2 separate regions of the Homo sapiens genome follow, and region 2 is linked to region 1. Evidence: read pairs that join two places in POLR2A ChIA-PET (ENCODE). Cell type or tissue: GM12878. All regions are shown on one strand. Links, peaks and the distances in the headings refer to the core of each region. The heading gives the core; the rest is flanking DNA.

Region 1 (10,846 bases), core at 3,516-7,515:
ATCCACAGAGTCCTCTTGCCCTAATCACCTCTTAAAAGTCCCACCTCTTGATACTGTTACAATAGGAATACACTTCATCATGAGTTGTTTGGGAGGGAACAGACATCTAAACCACAGCTGAGCCCTTCTTACAGCAAGATAAGAGAGGAAGATGCCACTTCAGGGAGGATCGATGTCATTACAAGACCTCACAAAACCTGTTTGAAGTCACCCTCCAAGCTAGTCCAGTTGTTGAACCACACCATCATGCCCTGTTTTGTGTATTCTGGGAGAAAAATGTATCTTGCATTTGAAAACCAGGGACATGAAGGATATTATTCTCGGTTGAGGCTAAGTTAATAATTTGTGCGTAGTTAAATACAATATTAAGTAATAATGTAAGTGGGAAGCAGGAATAGCAAATGTCACAAAGATGGTGATCTTGGGGGCTGAAGTTTGCAAAACACCAACAATAGCTTTGCCTGTGGTTTCAGCCTTTGTCCTGTCCCTCTTTAACTAAAGGCAGGAAGACTTGTCCCCCATAAAACCAGGTTCCTTTTCGTCTACTATATGGAGTTCAAAACAATTTCAGTCAGTCCTGAGAAACTGAAGACAAAGGATGTTTTCCACCTTTTTGAAACTATAGTGGGTTGAATGGTGGCCCTAAACAAGCTATGTCCACGTTCTAAACCCCAGAACCTATGAATGGGAAACTTGGAAACATTTGAGAAAGGGGTCTTTGCAGATCTAATTAAGTTAAGGGTCTTGACAGTCGTCCTGGATTTAGGGCGGGTCCTAAATCTAATGACTGGTGTCCTTCTTTTTTCTTTTCTTTTCTTTCTTTTTTTTTTGAGACAAGGTTTCTCTCTGTCACCCAGGCTGGAGTTCAGTGGTGTGATCATAGCTCAGTGCAGCCTCAACCTCCTGGACTCAAGCTATCCTCCCATCTCAGTCTCCTGAGTAGCTGGGATACAGGCGTGTGACGCCATGCCTGGCTAATTTTGTCTGTTTTTAGCAGAGACGGGGTTTCACCATGTTGCCCAGGCTGGTCTCAAACTCCCGAGTTCAAGCAATCCTCCCACCTTGGCCTCCCAAAGTGCTGGGATTATAGGCATGAGCCACCGTGCTCTGCCCCTGATGTCTTTATAAGAGAAAGGAGAGGGAGATTTGAGAACCACAGTGAAGATGGCCTATGAAGGCAGAGATCAGAGTGATGCTGCCACATGAAGGAGCACCCGGGATCACCAGAAACTGGAAGAGGCAAGGAAGAACCCTCCCCTTGAGCCTTTGGAGGCGTGAGTCCCTGCTGACACCTTGATTGCGGACTTCTGGTTTACAGAACTGAAATAATCCATTTCCACTGTTTTAATCCCCCAGTTTGTGGTCATTTGTTACCAAAGCAAACTCATCCAGAACCCAAGGGATATAGGCTCAGAAATGTGCACCTCATGGTAAAGAAACACTACAAGCCACTGCAAAGCTGAAGGAGACAGGGAATGGGGAGGAAGTCCCCAGGCTCAATCTCAAAGATCTTGGCTGAAGCCCGGTTGCTCCTCGGCTCCAGAAGAGCTAGGTGGACATGGTATGCCTCATATCCTCAGGTGAATACTTGGCATCGGTCAGAAGGATATCCTGAGATGCTGTGAGGGATCTTTGAAAATATTTACTCTCCAGCATGTAAATATACCGAAAGATCTTCCTGCTATTAACATATCTCCGTCTTTGGGAGGGCGGGGACTTGGCTTTTCAGTCCAGATTTGACCAGAGTGCACGTCAAGGCTCTACTGTAGACACCCACTCTGGGAGGTCATTGCACAAAGCCCAAATCCCTTTGCAGGGCCCACAAGGCCCTCCAAGGCCTGGCCCCTGCCTCCCTTCCCAGCCCCATCTCATCCACCATATTGAATCCTCCCCACTCCGAGAATGCACCACTCTCTTGGCCATGTGCCTTAATGCAACCCCTCCTCACCCTCTCAAACCACCCACCCAGCCCCTCTCCCCTGCCCCTTCTTCCACAAAGCCTTCCCCAGTGTCCACAGCCCATTTAAAACTTGGTGTGATAATCAGCCAGGCACGCTGGCTCACACCTGTAATCCCAGCACTTTGGGAGGCCAAGGTGGGCAGATAACTTGAGGTCAGGAGTTCGAGACCAGCCTGGCCAACATGGTGAAACCCCATCTGTACTAAAAATACAAAAATTAGTTGGGCACAGTGGTGTGCCCCTGTAGTCCCAGCTACTTGTGAGGCTAAGAAGGGAGAATTGCTTGAACCTGGGAGGCAGAGGTTGCAGTGAGCCAAGATTGCGCCTCTGTACTCTAGCCTGGGCAACAGAATGAGGAAAAAAAAAAAAAACGAACAAAAAAAACTTGGTATGATAATCATCCATCCTTCACCAGATCATGAGTCCTGGAATGACAGAGCTGGCATCATATGAATTGCCCAGCCTGACCCTCCCAGCCATTCTGCAAATATCTACCAAGGAGTGTCCACATGCTGGATATTTATGAGGTATTGGGAGGCAGCAGGGAGCCAGGCATTACACCTGTCTGACCTCACGAAGCCTACATTCTAGAGGAGGCAACCTGCAATAAACAAATAAATGCAAAATATAATGTCAGGTAGTGTAAAGAACCACAGTCCAAAAGCTACAAGTGAGGCAAAAAGGTGACTGCATGCTAGAGCCATCAGGACAGTGCAGCACTTGTGTATACAATTGATTAAATTGATTAGGGCGCAAGGACTTCGCTTTTTTTTTTTCCAGACAGCGTCTTACCTTGTTACCCAGGCTGGAGTGCAGTGGCGCAGTCTTGGCTCACTGCAGCCTCGACCTCCTGGGCTCAAGCGATCCTCCCACCTCAGCCCCACCAAGTAGCTGGGATTACAGGCACAAGTCACCATACCCAGCTAATTTTTTGTATTTCTTGTAGAGACGGGGTCTCACTATGTTGCCCAGGCTGGTCTCAAACTCCTGAGCACAAGCCATCCTCCCACCTCAGCCTCACAAAATGCTAGGATTATAAGTGTGAGCCACCACATCTGGCCACATTTTTCATTTCTGTTGAACTGAAATCATGTGATGCTTTTCTCTTCTGTCTAGTAGGAAAATCACCCCAAAGGGTACAGTGATTTTTGCCCTGTAGGACATTAACTGACTTTATGTGTAACATGGCCTGTTTTTGTTTTTGTTTTTGTTTTTTTGTTTGTTTGTTTTGAGATGGAGTCTCACTCTGTTGCCCAGGCTGGAGTGCAGTGGTGTGATCTCAGCTCACTGCAGCCTCCGCCCTCTGGATTCAAGCAATTCTCGTGCCTCAGCCTCCCAAGCTGGAACTACAAGCGCACACCACCACACCTGGCTAATTTTTGTATTTTTTTTTAGTAGAGATGGGGGTTTCACCATGTTGGCCAGGCTGGTCTCGAACTCCTGACCTCAAGTGATCCGCCTGCTTCGGCCTCCCAAAGTGCTGGGATTACAGGTGTGACCCACTGCGCCCAGCATAATATGGCAATTTTATCTCCTCATTTTTCCTACTTCCTAGAAGAATCCCTGTTTTTCGAATTCTCATTGGAGCCAGCTTTGTCATTGTGCCTAGGCCCTCATTAGTAAAGTAAATAAGACTTTTAATACATACTCACTACTGACTTTAAGATAATTATGTTTTAATGGTTTGAGAATTATAGCCTTGGCAGTGTTGGTAAGTACTAGAAAGAACAATAGAGCCATCGGGGGCTGGAAGAGTGTGAATGAGGGCGGTCGCTGCTTCAGGTGGGGAGATTGGGCCGGCAAGTGGGCAAGTCTTGGAGGAGGAGGAGGAGGAGGAGGAGGAGGAGGAGGAGGAGGAGGAGGAGGGGGAGGAGGGGGAGGAGGGGGAGGAGGAAGAGGAGGAGGAGGAGGAAGAGGAGGAGGAGGAGGAGGAGGAGGAGGAGCTGTGCTGAGTGGGTGAGCGGATGAGTGAACGGAAACCCAGAGCTACCAGGGATCCGGACTCTGGCCCGACCAGTGGGGAAGACAGGTGATGAGTTTGGTCTTGGCTTCAAGTCTCCCAAAGGGTCTGGATGTCATGTTCTCCTCCCCCAGGTTCCGCGGCTTGAGGGAAGCAGGGCCGTCAGGCACCTTGCGTCCCTGCTGGCCCCTGGCAGGATTCTCACCACAAGGTGGTGCCCCAGCCTCATGAATCCAGGGCCAGACGTGCCAGAAAGGAATCCAAGGTAATCATCAGTCCTGGCAGCCATGCCAACGTGTGGGTCTACAGTGACTCTCGGGGGACCCTAACTAACCTGCTATACATTGTACAGCAGCACGTGAGTTCTGAGAGCCGCCAGTACCCAGCTAGCCCCAAACCCGAATTCAGATAAAACCCGCCTTTATTAAGAACTTACCGTTGGCCGGGCGCGGTGGCTCACACCTGTAATCCCAGCACTTTGGGAGGCCAAGGCGGGCAGATCACGAGGTCAGGAGATCGAGACCATCCTGGCTAAAATGGTGAAACCCCGTCTCTACTAAAAACACAAAATATTAGCCGGGCGTGGTGGCGGGCGCCTGTAGTCCCAGCTACTGCGGAGGCTGAGGAGGAGAATGGCGTGAACCCAGGAGGCTGAGCTTGCAGTGAGCCGAGATTGAGCCACTGCACTCCAGCCTGGGCGACACAGCGAGACTCCGTCTCAAAAAAAAAAAAAAAAGAACTTAAAATTGATCTCATTTATCTGCCCAACAACTTTGTACTCATATTATTTTATTCTATTTTATTTTATCACTATTATTATTATATTTTTGTAGAGACAGGGTCTCACTATATTGACCAGGATGATTTCGAACTCCCGGCCTCAAGCAATCCTCCCACTTTGGCCTCTCAAAATGCTGGAATTACAGGCATGAGCCACTGTGCCCAGCCTCCTGTACCCATTTTAGGGACACGTAAGCTAAGGCTCGAATCTTTACAGAGGCTGTCTGAGGTCACAGGACTCAGAAGTAGCAAGAATGGGCTTGGCATGGTGGCTCACGCCTATAATCCCAATACTTTGAGAGACAGAGGTGGGAAGATCACTTGAGTCCAGGAGTTCAAGACCAGCCTGGACAACATACCAAGACTGTCTCTACCAAAAGAAAAACAATCAGCTGGGTGCAGTGGCACGTGTCCGTAGTCCCAGCTACTCAGGAGGCCAAGGCAAGAGAATTGTTTGAGCCCAGGAGTTTGAGGTTACAGTGAACTGTGACTGCACCACTGCACTCCCGCCTGGGCAATAGAGCGAGACTCTGTCTCTAAAAATAAAAATAGCAAAGAAGTAACAAGAGGTGGGATCTAACACCGGTTCTGTCTTTCCATTGGAAACCCAGAGCTCTTTCCATGACCCCTGCCCAGGGTGAATATTGTTTGTCTGAAGGAATCCAGGAGCCTTGTGGATTGGAGCTTATGCTGTGCCATTGTCTTTGGATGGATTGAAGGGTTTGACATGCCAGGGCTGGGACATGATGACAGTCTTATTCTGCCTGCCTCAGGCTTCAGGAAACAACTGCTGTTAGAGCCATGTGGGAGCGTTTCTTGGGGGTGTTTCTTTGGAGCGTTTCTTCTAGACCAGGAAGGTGACAACCTTCACAGTGGGATGCATGGACTGGTGGTGGAGTTTCCAGCTTCAGAGCTCACCAAGAAAGAGCATGAAGCTGATGGTTTGGGTCCTGGAGACAGGGACAAAAGGAACAGAGCCTTCCCCCAGCACCCCTTTCCACTGGAGGTTCCTCAGAGGCAATAAAGCTTGATGGTTAGAACATGGCACCTGGCATCTGAACTCAAACCAGCCCGAACACTCACCTCTCTGAGCCTCAGAATCCTGGTCTGTAAAATGCGCACACTACTAGTACTTACTTCTCAAAGTTGGACTTGGTAATGTCTGTCAAGCACCTAACATATAACAGGGCAAGGAAGAAAAGCTCAAGCAATGGTAGCCATCACCAGGCGTGGTGGCTCACACCTGTAACCCCAGCACTTTGGGAGGCTGAAGCGGGTGGATCACCTGAGGTCAGGAGTTCGAGACCAGCCTGGCCAACATGGTGAAACCCCGTCTCTACTAAAAATACAAAAATTAGCCGGGCATGATGGCAGGCGCCTATAATCAGCTACTTGGGAGGCTGAGGTAGGAGAATCACTTGAACCCGGGAGGCAGAGGTTACAGTGAGCCAAGATTGCACCACTGCACTCCAGCCTGGGTGACAAGAGCAAAACTCCGTCTCAAAAAAAAAAAAAAAAAAAGGTAGCCAAGCCATCATCATCATCATCTCCCTATTATTATTAATCTCTGTTGCATTTCTATTAACTGTGTGTCTTGGGAGAATGGAAATTCCCCAAGTAGGCGTCCTGCTCAACAGTTAATGATGGTAAAACAGTCTCACTTGCCTAACCACTTCGCCTAAGTGTTACTTGACTGACAGGGTGGGTTATTTTGGGGAGAAAAAAAATCAGTCAAGCTCTCGAGTGCACCGTCCCTGAAAGGTTTCTATGACAACACATACCTGGATGTTCCAGTGGGAGGGTCACCTGGGGAAGAGTTCAGAGCTAAAATCAAGAGGGGGCCCCACCCAGGTGGGGGCCCCACCTGGAGGCTGGGGGAGGTCCTCCCACTCCTCCTATTTTTCTGCCTGTGTTTTCCCAGCCCTGACTCTGTATCCCTTTTAAACCTCTTCACAGCCCTGTGGGGTAAGTACTATTATTCTTACATCCATTTTACAGATGAAGCAACTGAGGCTTGGAGAAATTAAAGCTTGCCCAAGGTCAGTCTGCTGATCACATCTTGGATCATCTTAGACCTTTCTGGGTTTCATTTGTCAGACTAGAGGAGTTACACTAGAGTGAGGTTTCTCAGTCTCAGCACTGCCAACGTGTTGGGCTCAGTAATCCCATGTCATAGGAGACTGTCCTATGCATTGTAGAGCATTCAGCAGTCCCCTCGGCCTCTACCCACCGGATGCCAGGAGCACCTCCCTGTCTCCCACCCCCGACCACAGTCATGACAACCAAAACTGTCTCCAGCTGTGGCTAGATGGCCCCAGTTAATAACCACTGGGCTAGGCAATGATCTTTCCTCTTTCCTTACACTTGTGCATTCTAAGTTTTTTAATTTTTTTTTTTTTTTTAGATGGAGTCTCGCTCTGTTTCCCAGGCTGAAGTGCAATGGCGTGATGTCGGCTCACTGCATCCTCCGGCTCCTGGACTCAAGCGATTCTCCTGCCTCAGGCTCCCAAGTAAGTGGAACCACAGACATTTTCTATTTCTTTGCAAGCATTTTCTATTTCTTTGCAAGTTCACCTGTCTGTTCACCTGTGACACCATGCCCAGCTAATTTTTGTATTTTTAGTAGAGACAGGGTTTCACCATGTTGGCCAGGCTGGTCTCGAACTCCTGACCTCAGGTGATCCACCTGCCCCAGCCTCCCAAAGTGTTGGGATTACAGTGTGAGCCACCACGCCCAGCCTACATTTTATTTATGTATTTTTTTTTTGAGATGGGGTCTTGCTCTGCCACCCAGCCTGGAGTGCAGTGATGCTATCACGGCTCACTACAGCCTCAGCCTCTCAGGCTCAAGCAGTGCTCCCACCTTGGCCTCCTGAGTAGCTAGGACCTAGGCACATACCACCACACCAGGCTAATTTATTTATTTTTTGTATTTTTGTAAAGATGGGGTCTCCTTATGTTGCCTGGGCTGGTATCAAACTCCTGGGCTCAAGTGATCTTCCCACCTCAGCCTTCCAAAGTGCTGGGATGACAGGCATGAGCCACCACGTCTAGCCCACTCTAAAGCTCTTTCCCAGGACCCATCTCAAGTGATCCATGTGTGTTCATGTGACATTGAGGTCTTTCATGCAAAGATCCTTATCCAGGGCCCTAGAGCAGCCCGCACCTGAGCCAGGTGCTCAGGAAATCAGAATGAAAATCATCTCACCTGCTTGGTTGTCTGGCACGTCTCACTGTATCACCCTGCTTTAAAGGCACAGAAACTGAGGGTCCCTGGGGAGGAGGGACTCACTAGGGATCCCACAGTCTGTGAGCGAGAAAGCTGGGTGGGAGCCCTGATGGGCCTGACTCTAGGGCAGGAGTTTCCACGGTATCCTCTAAGGAGTTTGAGACCAGCCTGGGCAACATGGTGAAACCCCGTATCTACTAAAAATACAAAAAAAGTAATAATAATAAACAGGCATAGTGGTGCACATCTGTAGACCTAGCTGCTCAAGAGTCTGAAGTGGGAGAATCACTTGAGTTAAGGAGATCGAGGCTGCAGTGAGCCAAGACCGCACTGCAGCCTGGGTGATGAGAGTGAGACGCTCTCTCAAAACAAAATAAAACAAAAATAGCTGAGGCTGAGAGAGACAAATGCCTGAGAAGGAACGGTGGGTCTGACCTTGAACCCTGGTGACTCCAAGTCAGGAGCTGCCTCTGGGACCCAGCATACAGCCTGGCACCTTCCAGGCAAAGCCCCTCCCTCTGCTGCCTCTGAATTCAGCAGGAGACTGAGCGTTTGCATACACTTCGTGTCTGAAAACTTCCAGGATTCCCAAGATTCATTTCACAAAGACTTTTCTCGTAGGACAGGTATTTGAAACATCTGGTTAACAAGTACCCAGCTTGAAGAAAGCCTGGATCTTCACAGCACGCTCAGTTTGTAGAAGAGAAAAACCCTACTCTGGGCTCTAATTTGCTTCAGCTCCATTAAACACATCCTGAGCCCTGCTGTGTGCCAGACGCTGTGCTGAATACCTGGCACCAGAAGACCAATCGGGCCCAGGGCTTCTCCCCAAGGAGCTTCCTGGCCAGGCGGAGACACCCCTGGAATAGACCATTTAGGAGCCTGAGGCCTGCATGTAGCATTTAGTCAGCAGTTAAGTGTGGAAGTATAAGTGAGTAAATGGATGAATACCTGAGGGTGCGAATGAGCTACAGAATTAATGACTGAATGAATTAATGAAGTTGACAAATGCTATTACAGAAGTGAGCACAGACTATGATAGCCCAGCAGAGAGGCATTTAGAACCTTAGCTGTGGCCACAGGTGATGGTGCAGGAGGAAAAGCCAATATCTGTGCAGCATTTTCCATTTCTTTGCAAGTTCACCTGCCTCTATCATCTGAGACTCACCCTGAGGGTGTTCTTTGGTTGCCTGAGAGTCTGCTCAACCTGAAAGGGACAGGTGGCCAGAAGTGCTGGGGAGTTGACATCCTGAGCAAGCAGTTCTTGGCCAATGACGGGGAGTAGTTGGTGTATAAATACCCCAGCTTCCTTGCTCCACGGTGGGATAATCCTAAAGTGACTGTTCTGTGCCGGCTCCCAGTGTTCCCCAATGGAACGGAGCTGCAGTCACCCACAGTGATTATTTGCTAGATAACCCACACCTTATTATCGACCCACCAATATCTCCTGGAATCATCCTGAGATCACCTCCCAAATAAAGCACTCAAATCTTTGTCTCAGAATCTATTTCTAGGAGAACCCAAACTACAAGAGTGATGATTATGAAAACATTTATGGTCATAGCTAATATTTGCTGAGTGCTTACTACATGCCAGCCACTGCCTGCTACGTGCTCTAAGGCACTTCTCCCACTTAACACTCATGAAATCTCTGAGATGCAGACATTATGATCATCATCCCATTTTACAGATGGGACTGAGGCTCAGAAGTGAAGTCATCTATGTAAAGTCATGTAATTCTTTATCGTCACAGCCAGAATATGAGCCCAACTCTCTTTAACTCCAGAGTTTGAGGATATAACCATTCTGCCATGCTGTCTCCTGATTTTCTTTTCTTTCTTTCTTTCTTTCTTTTTTTTTTTTTTTCTTTGAGATGGAGTTTTGTTCTTGTTGCCCAGGCTGTAGTGCAATGGTACCATCTCGGCTCACTGCAACCTCCGCCTCTCGTATTCAAATGATTCTCCTGCCTCAGCCTCCCTAGTAGCTAGGATTACAGGCACCTGCCACCATGCCCAGCTAATTTTTTTGTTTTTTGTATTTTTAGTAGAGACAGGGTTTCACTATGTTAGCCAGGCTGGTCTCGAACTCCTGACCTCAGTTGATCTACCCACCTCAGCCCCCAAAAGTGCTGGGATTACAGGCCTGAGCCACCGCGCCCGGCTCTGTCTCCTGATTTTCATCTTCCATTGTCTGTAGGGAGGAGAGATGAGGACGAGAGGGAGAAAGGATGCCTGGGCTTGCTTTCTCAGTGGGGAAGAGTTCAATCTCAGTTCAGGTTTTCTTTTAACAAAATTTTTATGTTAATAAAATTAATAAAGTTGTTTTATTTATTTATTTTAAATTTTTATTTTCTTTATTATTTTGTTATTTTATTTTAAGTTCTGGGATACATGTGCAGAATGTGCAGGTTTGTTACATAGGTATACATGTGCCATAGTGGTTTGCTGCACCTATCAACTCGTCATCTAAGTCTTAAGCCCCGCGTGCATTAGGTATTTGTCCTAATGATCTCCCTCCCCTTGCCCCCCAATCCCCTGACAAGCCCCTGTGTGTGATGTTCCCCTCCCTGTGTCCATGTGTTCTCACAGCTCAACTCCCACTTATGAGTGAGAACACGTGGTGTTTGGCTTTGTGTTCCTGTGTTAGTTTGCTGGGAATGATGGCTTCTAGCTTCATCCATGTCCCTGAAAAGGACATGATCTCATTCTTTTTTATGGCTGCATAGTATTCCATGGTGTATATGTGCCACATTTTTGGGGTTTTCTCCTCCTCTGTAAAGTTTCAGCACAGAGTTCCTGGACAGCGCCTCAGGGCCAAGAGCTCCCCAAGAGCTCCCCAAGAGCTCTCCAAGATGTCCTTCCTCAGCATCCTGCTGTCCTTTTCATGCAGTGAAATTGATACGTATTCCTAGAACTCC
Region 2 (10,846 bases), core at 2,274-6,273, 160 kb after region 1:
TGAGGTATAATTGATCAGCAAAAGCTGTACATATTTAACGCTCACAGTTTCGTGAGTTTAATCATTGTGCCTCTTTGGTTTTGGGGGCGGTTTGGGATTTTTTTGTTGCTATTGTTATAAGAACACTTAACATGAGATATTCCCTCTTAACAAGTTTCTAAGTGTACAATACAGTATTGTTAACTATAGGCACTTCTGTTTGTCCAACAGATCTGTAGAACTTACACATCTTACATAACTGAGACATTACACCCATTGAACAACAACTCTCCATCTCCCTCCTCCACCGCCCCGTCCCTGGCAACCACCGTTCTTTTCTCTGCTTATATGACTTTAGCACCTTTAGATATCTGATACAAGGGGAATCATGCAGTATTCATCCTTCTGTAAGGGGCTTATTCACTCAGTATGTCTTCTCAGTTTACTCATGCTGGCACAAATGGCAAGTTTCCTTATTTTTTAAGGCGGAATAATGTTTCATGGTATGAATACACTATATTTTCTTTCTTTTTTTTTTTTTTTTCTTGAGGCAGAATCTCGCTCTGTCGCCCAGGCTAGAGTGCAGTGGCACCATCTTGGCTCACTGCAACCTCCACCTCCCTGGTTCCCTGGTTCAAGTGATTCTCGTGCCTCAGCCTCCCGATTAGTGGCTGGGATTACAGGAGCCTGCCACCACGCCCGGCTAATTTTTGTATTTTTAGTAGAGACAGGGTTTTGCCACATTGGCCAGGCTGGTCTCGAACTCCTGGCCTCAAGAGATTCACCTGCCTTGGCCTCCTAAATTGATGGGATTACAGGCGTGAGCCAGCGTGCCCGGTCAGAATATACTCCATTTTCTTGATCCATTCTTCTGTCAGTAGACACATGAGTTGTTTCCGTATCTTGGCCATTATGAATAATGCTTCAGTGAACACGGGGGTACAGATACCTCTCTGAGATCCTGACTTCGTCCTTTTGGCCATCTACCCATGGATTAAAGACTTAAACACAGGACCTGAAACTGTAAAACTCCTAGAAAAAAAACATAGGGAAAAAGCAATGATATTTTAGATGTGACACCAAAAGCACAGGCAACAAAAGCAAAACAAACAAGTTGGACAACGTCAAACTAAAAAGTGTCTGCACAGCAAGGGAAATAATCAGAATGAAAAAGCAACCTACAGAGGGGAAGAGAATATTTGCAAACCATATATCTGATAAAAGGGCTAGTATCCAAAATGTATAAGAAACTCCAACAACTCAATGGCAAAAAAAAAAACAATTTAAAACATGAGCAAAGGACTTGAATAGACAGTTCTCCAAAGAAGACATGCAGATGGCCAGTGGGTATATAAAAAAAGGCTCAACATCAGTGTTCAGGGAAATGCAAATCAAAACTACAATGAGATAAACCTCACACCTGCCAGGATGGCCATTTTATTTTATTTTATTTTGAGACGGAGTTTTGCTCTGTCACCCAGGCTGGAGTGCAGTGATGCGATCTTGGCTCACTGCAACCACTGCCTCCTGAGTTCAAGCTATTCTTATACCTCAGCCTCCCGAGTAGCTGGGATTACAGGCGCCCGCCACCATGCCCAGCTAATTTTGTATTTTTAGTAGAAATGGGGTTTCACCATGTTGGCCAGCCTGGTCTCGAACTCATGACCTGAAGTGATCCACCCACCTTGACCTCCCAAAGTGCTAGGCTTATAGGCGTGAGCCACCACACTGGGCCAGGATGGCTAATTTTGTTTTTTTTAATGTTGGTGGCTGGGTGCGGTGGCTCACACCTATAATCCCAGCACTTTGGGAGGCCAAGGTGGGCGGATCACCTGAGGTCAGGAGTTCCGAGACCAGCCTGACCAACATGGAGAAACCCCGTCTCTACTAAAAATACAAAATTAGCTGGGCATGGTGGTGCACACCTGTCATCCCAGCTACTTGGGAGGCTGAGGCAGGAGAATTGCTTGAACCCGGGAGGTGGAGGTTGCAGTGAGCTGAGATTGTGCCATTGTACTCCAGCCTGGGCAACAAGAGCGAAACTCGGTCTCAAAAAGATAAAATAAATGTTGGCGAGGGTGTGGAGAAATTAGAACCCTTGTACACTGTTGTGGGAAATGTTAAATGTCATAGCTATGATGGAAAACTACATAGTGGTTCCTCAAATTAAAAATAGAACTGCCATATGATCCAGCAGTTCCACTTAGAGATATATATCCAAAATAATTGAAATCAGGATCACAAAGAGATACCTGCTGTTTAAAATAAAATAAAATAAAGACAGGGTCTTGCTGTGTTGCCCAGGCTGTACTCCAACTCCTGAGTTCAAGCAATTGTCCCGCTTCAGCCTCCCAAGTAGCTGGAATTAGAGGCGTGCACTACCACAGCTGGTGATACCTGCTGTTTAAATGAGTGTGCTTTCCACTACGATAAGCTCTCTCTCAGTGGGGTAGAAAGATCTTGTTCTAAATCCCAGATGAACTGGGTACTTTGAAGGAGGTGTAGCATTCAGGTTTGTTCTTAATGACAGTTACATATGGTTTTATAACCACATCCTTTTGTTGAAATGCTTTTGATGCAGAAATGCTTTCAGTGCAGGCTTTGAAAAAGATCACCGTCTGACTTCATGTCTTTAAAAAAATTAAGCTAATGAAATGACACCTAGGATCTAAGGGATGCCCGGAAGCTTCCTCAGTCCTTCTCTAGCTTGGTGCCATTTCTTGTAGACAGAGAGGAGAGCTATTAAGACACACGACAGCAGATTGTTCTGTAATGATGACATTCTTGCTTCATGTAAATAGCCATTTAGAAGCCTCAGTTGGGACTTTGCAGAATGGAATGCAGTTCTTGGATAATCAGAAAATGACTTATTTTGGGAATTCTTCATTTGGGAATTAGAGGGTTTTCTATTCTGTTTAACCATTGCATTACCATGCCTGGATTCTATTTTTAAAATCTTACCTACGTTTTAAAAAATGAGTATTATTTAATGGAAGCTTTCCCCCAATTGTAAATTAACCTGTGCATTCATTATAGAAAATTAGAGAAAGTACGAAGAAGAAAAAGAAAGTCACCTATAATCATCCAACAATGTCCCAGCCTTTCTATGTATATGATCCCAAAAGTGGGATCCTTACATGTTGTTTTAGTTTTAGTTTTCTTTCTCTTAACGTATTTTATTTTTATCATATTAGTGAATATTCTTTGCAAAGAAGATTTTTTTTTTTTTTTGAGACAGAGTCTTGCTCTGTCACCCAGGCTGGAGTGCAGTGGCGTGATCTCGGCTCACTGTAAGCTCCACCTCCCGGGTTCACACCATTCTCCTGCCTCATCCTCCCGAGTAGCTTGGACTATAGGTGCCCACCACCACGCCCGGCTAATTTTTTGTATTTTTAGTAGAGATGGGGTTCACCATGTTAGCCAGGATGGTCATGATCTCCTGACCTCGTGATCCGTCCGCCTCGGCCTCCCAAAGTGCTGGGATTACAGGCGTGAGCCACTGCGCCTGGCGCAAAGAAGATTTTTAATGGCTGTATAATATTCTCTCATTAGGCATCAGTTACTCACCTCCCTTGCAGAGGCACGTTGGGTGGTTTAAGGGGTTTTGCTATCATAACTAATGCTGTGGTGAACATTCTTGCACGATTCTTTGCCCCCATCCCTGATCCTTTTCGTCAGCGGTTTTCTAGAAATGGAAATTAGCAGTCCAGCCATGTAAACCTTCAAACAACCTATCAGTTCTTGAAACTTCAGGTGCAGAGCAATCCAAATACTAGCCTTACACTTTGCATTTTCAGTGATAGACATTTAGAAAGCTGGGGTTTTTTCCTTTCCTAATGAAGTTTGATGTTTTTGCCGGCGTCCAGGGAAGTGATCCTGAGCTGAGGCTGTCAGTAAAAAAGCCATTTCTCAGCCAGGCCCTGAGGCTTAGCAGCCTCTTCCAGCAGCACAGCCTCCAGGAGGCAGAGTCTGGTGTTACATAAAGGGTGCCATCTGCTTGGAGCAACTCGAGAGCAGAGTGAGGAAGTGTGGCGTTGGCCGTTGCTTTTCAAAATATTTGCCATCTTCAGAAACCCTGTCATTCTTCCCATCAGCCACAAAAGCCAGTGTTTCTTAAAATCTGGCTCTGAGTTCAGCATGGAGGCCCTGGGCCTGGCATGGAGTACCTTGGTTTGTTGCAGAGAGAGAGAGACGGCAAGGGCAGAGAGCACACACCACACATGGCTCTGCATGGCTTTCCAGAAACCACCCTGGCTGGATCACCCTCAGCCACTCTGAATTCGCAGGCAAGAGAACCTGTACTTACCCATGCTTTCTGTAAAAGTCATCTTGGCTTTAAGGCAGTTGCAACATGAAAACATTCTAACACTTCATGAATATCAAGCAGCTGGTTTGGTTTTTGACTTGACGCTTCCATTTTGGGTAATTTGGCTATCAGTGCACTCAAGCATGTGTGAAAGACTCACGCAGAGGGTTCAGGGTTGGGGACAGCCCCGCTGCTCCTCAGGAGGCTGGCCACATGACAGTGGTCTGTCTCTGCACTGGGATGCCATGTAGCTGTAAAAAGAGTCCATGTGGACCCATCTCTAGGGCTTTTTGTTAGGTGATCAAAGCAAAGTGCAGGACAATATAAGTAATGTGCTGGCTACATTTTTGTCTAAAGAGGGCAAAGGAATTTCTCTTTTTGTTAGCTTATAAATGCATAAAAGGAGTCTGAATGGATGAAATTTACAGAGGTTACTGTGGGGGTGGGGAGGACAGGAGAGAGAATTGCCACCTAGGTCTTAACTCTTTCTTAATATGTTTGAACTATATGAATGTGCTATCTATTGAAAAATAAAATTTTTAAATCAACTTGAGAAAAGGATCTGAGTAATCCCTGTAATCCTGGCTACTAGGGAGGCTGAAGTGGGAGGATTACTTGAGCCTAGGAGTTCAAGATTATAGTGAGCCACGATTGCGCCACTGCACTCCAGCCTAGGCAACAGAGCGAGACCTCGTCTCTTAAAAAAAAAAAAAACAATAAAAATTAAAAATTTTTAAAAATTGAAAAAAGGGAGGAAATGTAAATCTTCCAGCACTTCCTCAGTGTCAGACCCTGAGCTGGACACTTATGTTGTACATGCTCCCAGGGGAGACAGCAGCATCCTCCCTCTTACAGAGGAAGCACAGTGGGAAGTCCAGGGTCTCAGCTAGTCAGAGACTAAGCTGGGATCTGAAAGCCTCGCCTCTGTCATTCTCCTACATCGCTTCTAACATGCTACCTGCCTTCCTTTTAAGTAAATTGTGCAACATTTTATTCTCCAGAAATGTTAATAAGGAAGATCTGCCTTTAAAATTAGCTTAAAAATACAAAAATTAGCTGGGCGTGGTGGCGCATGCCTGGATCCCAGCTACTCAGGAGGCTGAGGCAGGAGAAGCGCTTGAACCCGGGAGGCGGAGGTTGCAGTGAGCTGAGATTGTGCCATTGCACTCCAGGCTGGGCAACAGAGTGAAATTCTGTCTCAATAAACAAATAAAGAAAAACAAAATTAGCTTAAAAGAGGTTTGTATCAGTGTGGACCATGTTGACCCAGATCTGGCCCCACCATTCACCAGTGACCTTGTGACAGTGAGGACAGTGACAGTGACCTCGTCAGCCCAGTGAGGACACAGTTCTTCTTTTTTTTTTTTTTTTTCCTGAGACAAGGTCTCACTCTGTCACCCAGACTGGAGTGCAGTGGCGCAATCTTGGTTCACTGTAATCTTGAACTCCTGGGCTCAAGTGATCCTCCCACTTCAGCCTCCTGAGTAGCTGGGATTACCGGTGCCCACCACCACGCCTGGCTAATTTTTGTATTTTTAGTAGAGACGGGGTTTCACCATCTTGGCCAGGCTGGTCTTGAACTCCTAACCTCAAGTGATCCGCCCACCTTGGCCTCCCAAAGTGCTGGAATTACAGGCGTGAGCCACCACTCCCGACCACAGTTGCTCTTCTGAAGGAGTCATATGAGAATGAAGTGAAGGCATCTGAGGAAAGTGGGTGACGCAGGGCCTGACTCAGGAAAGGCAGCTGGGACATGCATCTTTGGCCTGGTCCACAACCAGCGTCTGCTTCCTTCACTTTCTAAGAAAGTTATTCAAAGGCTCATCTGTTATTGAGATTTTCCTAAGAGATTGGAGCCTGCCAAGTCCCTCAGTGAAGGGCCATCCTTGTGAGTGAGCACCTTCCTACACACCTTCCAACAGTTCATTAGAGCGTGAATTAGTGAACCATGTCCTCCTGTCCTCAGGTTCCAAGTTAGGCTTTGGATGGCAGTTGGCCTTTGCGATCCTGGACTTAACCATGCCTAGCATCTGTAGCTCTTTCAGGACTCAAGGCTAAGGAGGGCACAGAATGGATTCTGTGGATAGATCTGTCTTACTACTTATTGCTGGGACCACATGATTTGAGACCCAGGTCTTCTTGTGTGGCTGGTGGCAGACTTAGCTTCTTAACATGTGAGTCCCTCACTCCTGGAGGGACCCTGAGTGAATTGCCGCTCCCACAGTCAGCTTCCAGAACTGACTGGCAGAAATTGATGAGAGGTTCTCAGCCTGGTGGAGATGTCCCACCCGCTCCTGTGTGGGAGGCCAGGAAGCAGGGTGTCATGCATGGGAGCCACGAGCTTCAGATGTTCCTGCTAGCCCACCTTCCTCCTGAGTGCCAGACTCCACAGAGTCCATGGCCCTGGGTGTTGGTCCCAGGAATAGGACTGTGGCTAACAACCAGCCCACAGAGTGAGCATCCCTGCCTGTGTCTGTGCTGAAGCTCTTTCATTCAGGGAGACACTGGCTTCAAACCCCTGGAGTGGGGCTGGCCTTCCAGGGAGCCCCTTGATGTCCGCAGAATCGGCATCTCCTGTGGGCATTCCAGGCCCAGATCCGTCACAGAGCTGTCTCCTCTGCCCTTGAAGGCCGGAGAGGTGAAATGAGAGGGCTGTGCTCAGAGCCGTCAACAGACCCAAGGGTCACTCGCCCTAGGGCCACTAGCCCCTTGGCCAGCTCAGGTTCCACCCTCGCCCCCAAGCCAAGGGGTGTTTTTTCCTAGATTCTAAGTCACTGGTGCTCAGCCCTGGATATATATTGGAATCACCTGATCACTTTCAAAACATCATGACCCTGGGCTTGGGCCATGCCCCAAACAAGCATTTTTAAGGCATCCCCAGGGACTCTAGCCAGGGAGAGCCACTACTGCTCTACGCCATTTCAGAGCAGGCTCTTGTCTCATTGGCCCTGTAACTGCCCAACAGGTTCTCCTTGCCCACTGCCTAGACAAGAGCCGATTTATCAAGACAGGAGAGTTGCAGTAGACAAAGGGTAATTCACGCAGAGCTGGCTGTACAGGAGACTGGAGTTTTATTATTCCTCAAATCAGCCTCTCCAAGAATTTGGGGATCAGAGTTTTTAAGGATAACTTGCTGGGTAGGGGCTTGGGAAGTGGAGATTGCTGATTGGTCGGCTTGGAGATGAAATCATAGGGGGTGGAAGTGAGTTTTTCTTGCTATCTTCTGTTCCTGGTGGGATCAAAGAGCTGGTTGAGCCAGATTACCTGTCTGTGTGGCATCAGATACTGCATCAGAACACAGGGTCTACAAAATATCTCAGGCACAATCTTAGGTTTTATGACAGTGATATTATTTTCAGGAGCAATTTGGGGAGGTTCAGACTCTTGTAGCTAATTTGTTAGTCCTACAAAGGCAGACTGGTCCCCAGGCAAGAAGGGGGTTTATTTCAGGGAAAGGGCTGTTACCGGCATTGTTTCAAAGTTAAACTATAAACTGAATTCCTCCCAAGGTTAGTTTGGTCTGCATCCAGGAATGAACAAGGACATCTTGGAAGTTAGAAGCAAGATGGAGTCATTTAGGTCACCATCATAATTTTCTCAGTTAAAATTTTTGCAAAGACAGTTTCAGTTCCTCCTGTTGGGTTTTATAATACCTTATTCCTAATACTTCATACTGTGGGATATGAAGATGGGAAAAGAGTGATAACCGCTCTAGCTTCTTTCTGCTGACAGGGAGCGTAGTCAGGGTAGGTGTTGACCCAAAGGTAGGAGGAGTGAAACCACTTTGCAGCTGTCTGCTTCTACTCAGGGGTTCCTGGTTAGGGTTTGAAGGCCTGCATGACAAAGGCATTAGTATTCTCATCTATAGTTTTAACAAATGAGTCCTAGGATAAAGAGTGAAAGTCCTGGCTTCAGAAGCTTTTGTAGAATTGATCCTAAGCTCTGAGGGACCCAGGTAAATAGCTCCAAGAACCAATCAGACATGGGGTTACTAGCAGAGAGAGATTTGGGTCAGAGGTTGTTAGACAGACAGATTGGGGTAGACAGGAAAGAGGAAATTTAAATATACTCATCCTTATCTTTTTAGTCAGTTTTCCTAGTCCTAAGACTAGATCAGTTCAGTTAAACAGCTGTTTCCATTATCAAGAGATGGCACTGGAGATGGGCTAGGCATCTTTAGTTATAGAGGAGGAAGGCAGTGGCAATTTGACATGTTTTTGTCATCTGTATTACAAAGAATAAGCTTCAGCTTGCAGGGCCTCAGGAAAAAGGTAGTAGCAATTTAATTGAGTCCAAGTCAGAAAAGTGGGAAAAAAAAATTGAAAGCATTAGTTTGGGAATTGTAGCCCACAGAGAATTCAGGATTTAGTCCAAATTGCAGGAAATAATAAAAACTCAAGAACAAAGGACAAGACTAGAATCTAACAGCAGGGTGTATCATAGTTTTTTGAAACACTTTTTTCCCTCTCCCATCCTTATTTTTATTAAAGACAAACCGTAGTAGGACAAGTTTACTTGCAAAATAAGTCATAGTCTTATTAAGCTTGGCCTGATTATTTGTATAAAGTAAAGCAAGAATAATTGTTTGCCAGATAGGCTGTTTTTAAAATTGGCTTTGCTGAAACTTTGTTCCATAAGAAATCTCAGGTTAGACTTTTTTAAAGCCTCGAGCCCAGCCATGGATTTATCTACTATACCTGCAAAGATAAACCTGTATGAGTTGGGTGAAATTTTTTCTTCTCATGGTCCTAAGATAATTTGGGGCTCCTGGGCCTGTCAAAAAGTGACGGTCTTTATTTACCACAGTTCAGGAACCCCGTACAGGGACTGTGTAGACAAGGTATGAGGCCAGCTTTTCCAAGGGACTTCTATTGGCTCTGTTAGTCAACTTTGTTCCTTAAAGCAGTCTGTTTATATTTGAAAGTATGTCGTACCAGTCAAAGCCTTGGTAAAGTAACCGGCATCTCTAATTGTATCCTATTACAAAAGAAAACAGATTGTTACTGCCCTTGCACAAATAATTATACTGCCATAAGTTGAGAATACTCACAAATAGTTTCCAAATTCTGGAGAAATCAGAGAGAAGGCAATATGCTCTAAATTTTGCTCACAGAAGTATACTTTAACTCAATTGTTAAAGTTGTAAATAGCTCAAAAGAAAAATAGTTTTCTGGACTCTGAAAAACAAAAGGATTAACAATGTTTAACACATCAGCTCTCCATGAGGATCCTAGAAGTTTTTTTTCCTCCATTCCAATGGCACAATTTGTAAAGTTATCAGAGACCTGCATTCAAGAGTACCCATTAGAGTACTATATCTGATTATAAACTGCCTTTTGAAAAGGATAAAACCAAGACAGCAACTGCCTGTGGGTAACAAAAGTCTCAGGACAGCCGTAGTTAAAGATGCAGTCAACAAGGAAATCTGGTCATCTCTGTGACACACAGTTTAACAGAACAGTTATAATTATTACTCATAACATATACTGAGACGTATCAGAATTATAGGAGTCTTACACAATTTTGTAACACATACTAATAACATAGTTATACGACTATAAACCCAAAGAAAGTTAAACACTTTTTTATATTTGACAGTGCTTCCTACATAATTTTAATACACCAAATAAGCCAAATATGCCTCTTTTGGACTTTAGGGGACTTTTTTTTTTTAACTTAGAATTTGATCTTGGGAAGTTTGTTAAATATCAAAGGTTTGAAACACTAGATATCACAAAGTAGAATCCCAGGTCACCATAAGTAATTCATTTAGCCACAATGATAACTCAAACATTTTGTAACAGGAAAAACCTTTACTCTGATAGAGAGAAGACTCAGCTTTCTAAACAACAAAACCCAGTGAAGATAGCATGAGGCCAACTGAATCTTTCTTTTATTTTTTTTAATAGTTTACTCCAAAGCCAAATAAAAATCTTTCATTGTCTCTCTCTGTCAATATTACATAAAAATATTCTTCAAAAGAGAAAACCAAATTTTATCTCGCATTAGTGCATCTTTAATGCTAAAGCTAGTTTTGTTTTTGTTGTTGTTTGAGGTGGAGTCTCGCTCTGTTGCCCAGGCTGGAGTACAGTGGCACGATCTCAGCTCACTGCAAGCTCTATCTCCTGGGTTCATGCCATTCTCCTGCTTCAGCCTCCCGAGTAGCTGGGACTACAGGCGTGTGCCACCACGCCTGGCTAATTTTTTGTATTTTTTAGTAGAGACGGGGTTTCACCATGTTAGCCAGGATGGTCTTGATCTCCTGACCTCGTGATCCACCCACCTCGGCCTCCCAAAGTGCTAGGATTACAGGCATGAGCCACTGTGCCCGGCCTGTTGTAGTTTTGAGACGGAGTTTCACTCTTGTCACCCAGGCTGGAGTGCAGTGGCATGATCTCGGCTCACTGCACCCTCCGCCTCCTGGGTTCAAGCGATTCTCCTGCCTCCCAAGTAGCTGGGATTACAGGCACCCACCACCACTCCTGGCTAATTTTTGTATTTTTTAGTAGAGACTGGGTTTCGCCATGTTGGCCAGGCTGGTCTTGAACTCCTGACCCCACG

What was found. Peaks named below come from ENCODE experiments on the same cell type or tissue, not always from the same donor. Only the 100,000 strongest peaks of a DNase experiment are listed, where the experiment ranks them.
Region 2: POLR2A ChIA-PET joins it to region 1 with 6 read pairs; 7 of 35 experiments call an interaction of 5 or more read pairs at or near these places.

What each region holds. Positions count from the first base shown.
Region 1 is chr16:8,657,005-8,667,850 of GRCh38, forward strand. It overlaps a transcript of METTL22 not described here. Among named protein-coding and RNA genes, the nearest start is that of ABAT, 12 kb to the right of the region's middle. In GM12878, for the core only: a CTCF peak has its summit at 4,153 (motif pointing right); no DNase peak of the experiment used is centred there.
Region 2 is chr16:8,814,712-8,825,557 of GRCh38, forward strand. The region is part of intron 7 of PMM2 (phosphomannomutase 2); the gene reads left to right. Among named protein-coding and RNA genes, the nearest start is that of PMM2, 22 kb to the left of the region's middle. RefSeq lists a silencer at 4,485-4,534. In GM12878, for the core only: no CTCF peak of the experiment used is centred there; a DNase peak (open chromatin) is centred at 4,390; H3K27ac peaks cover 866 bases.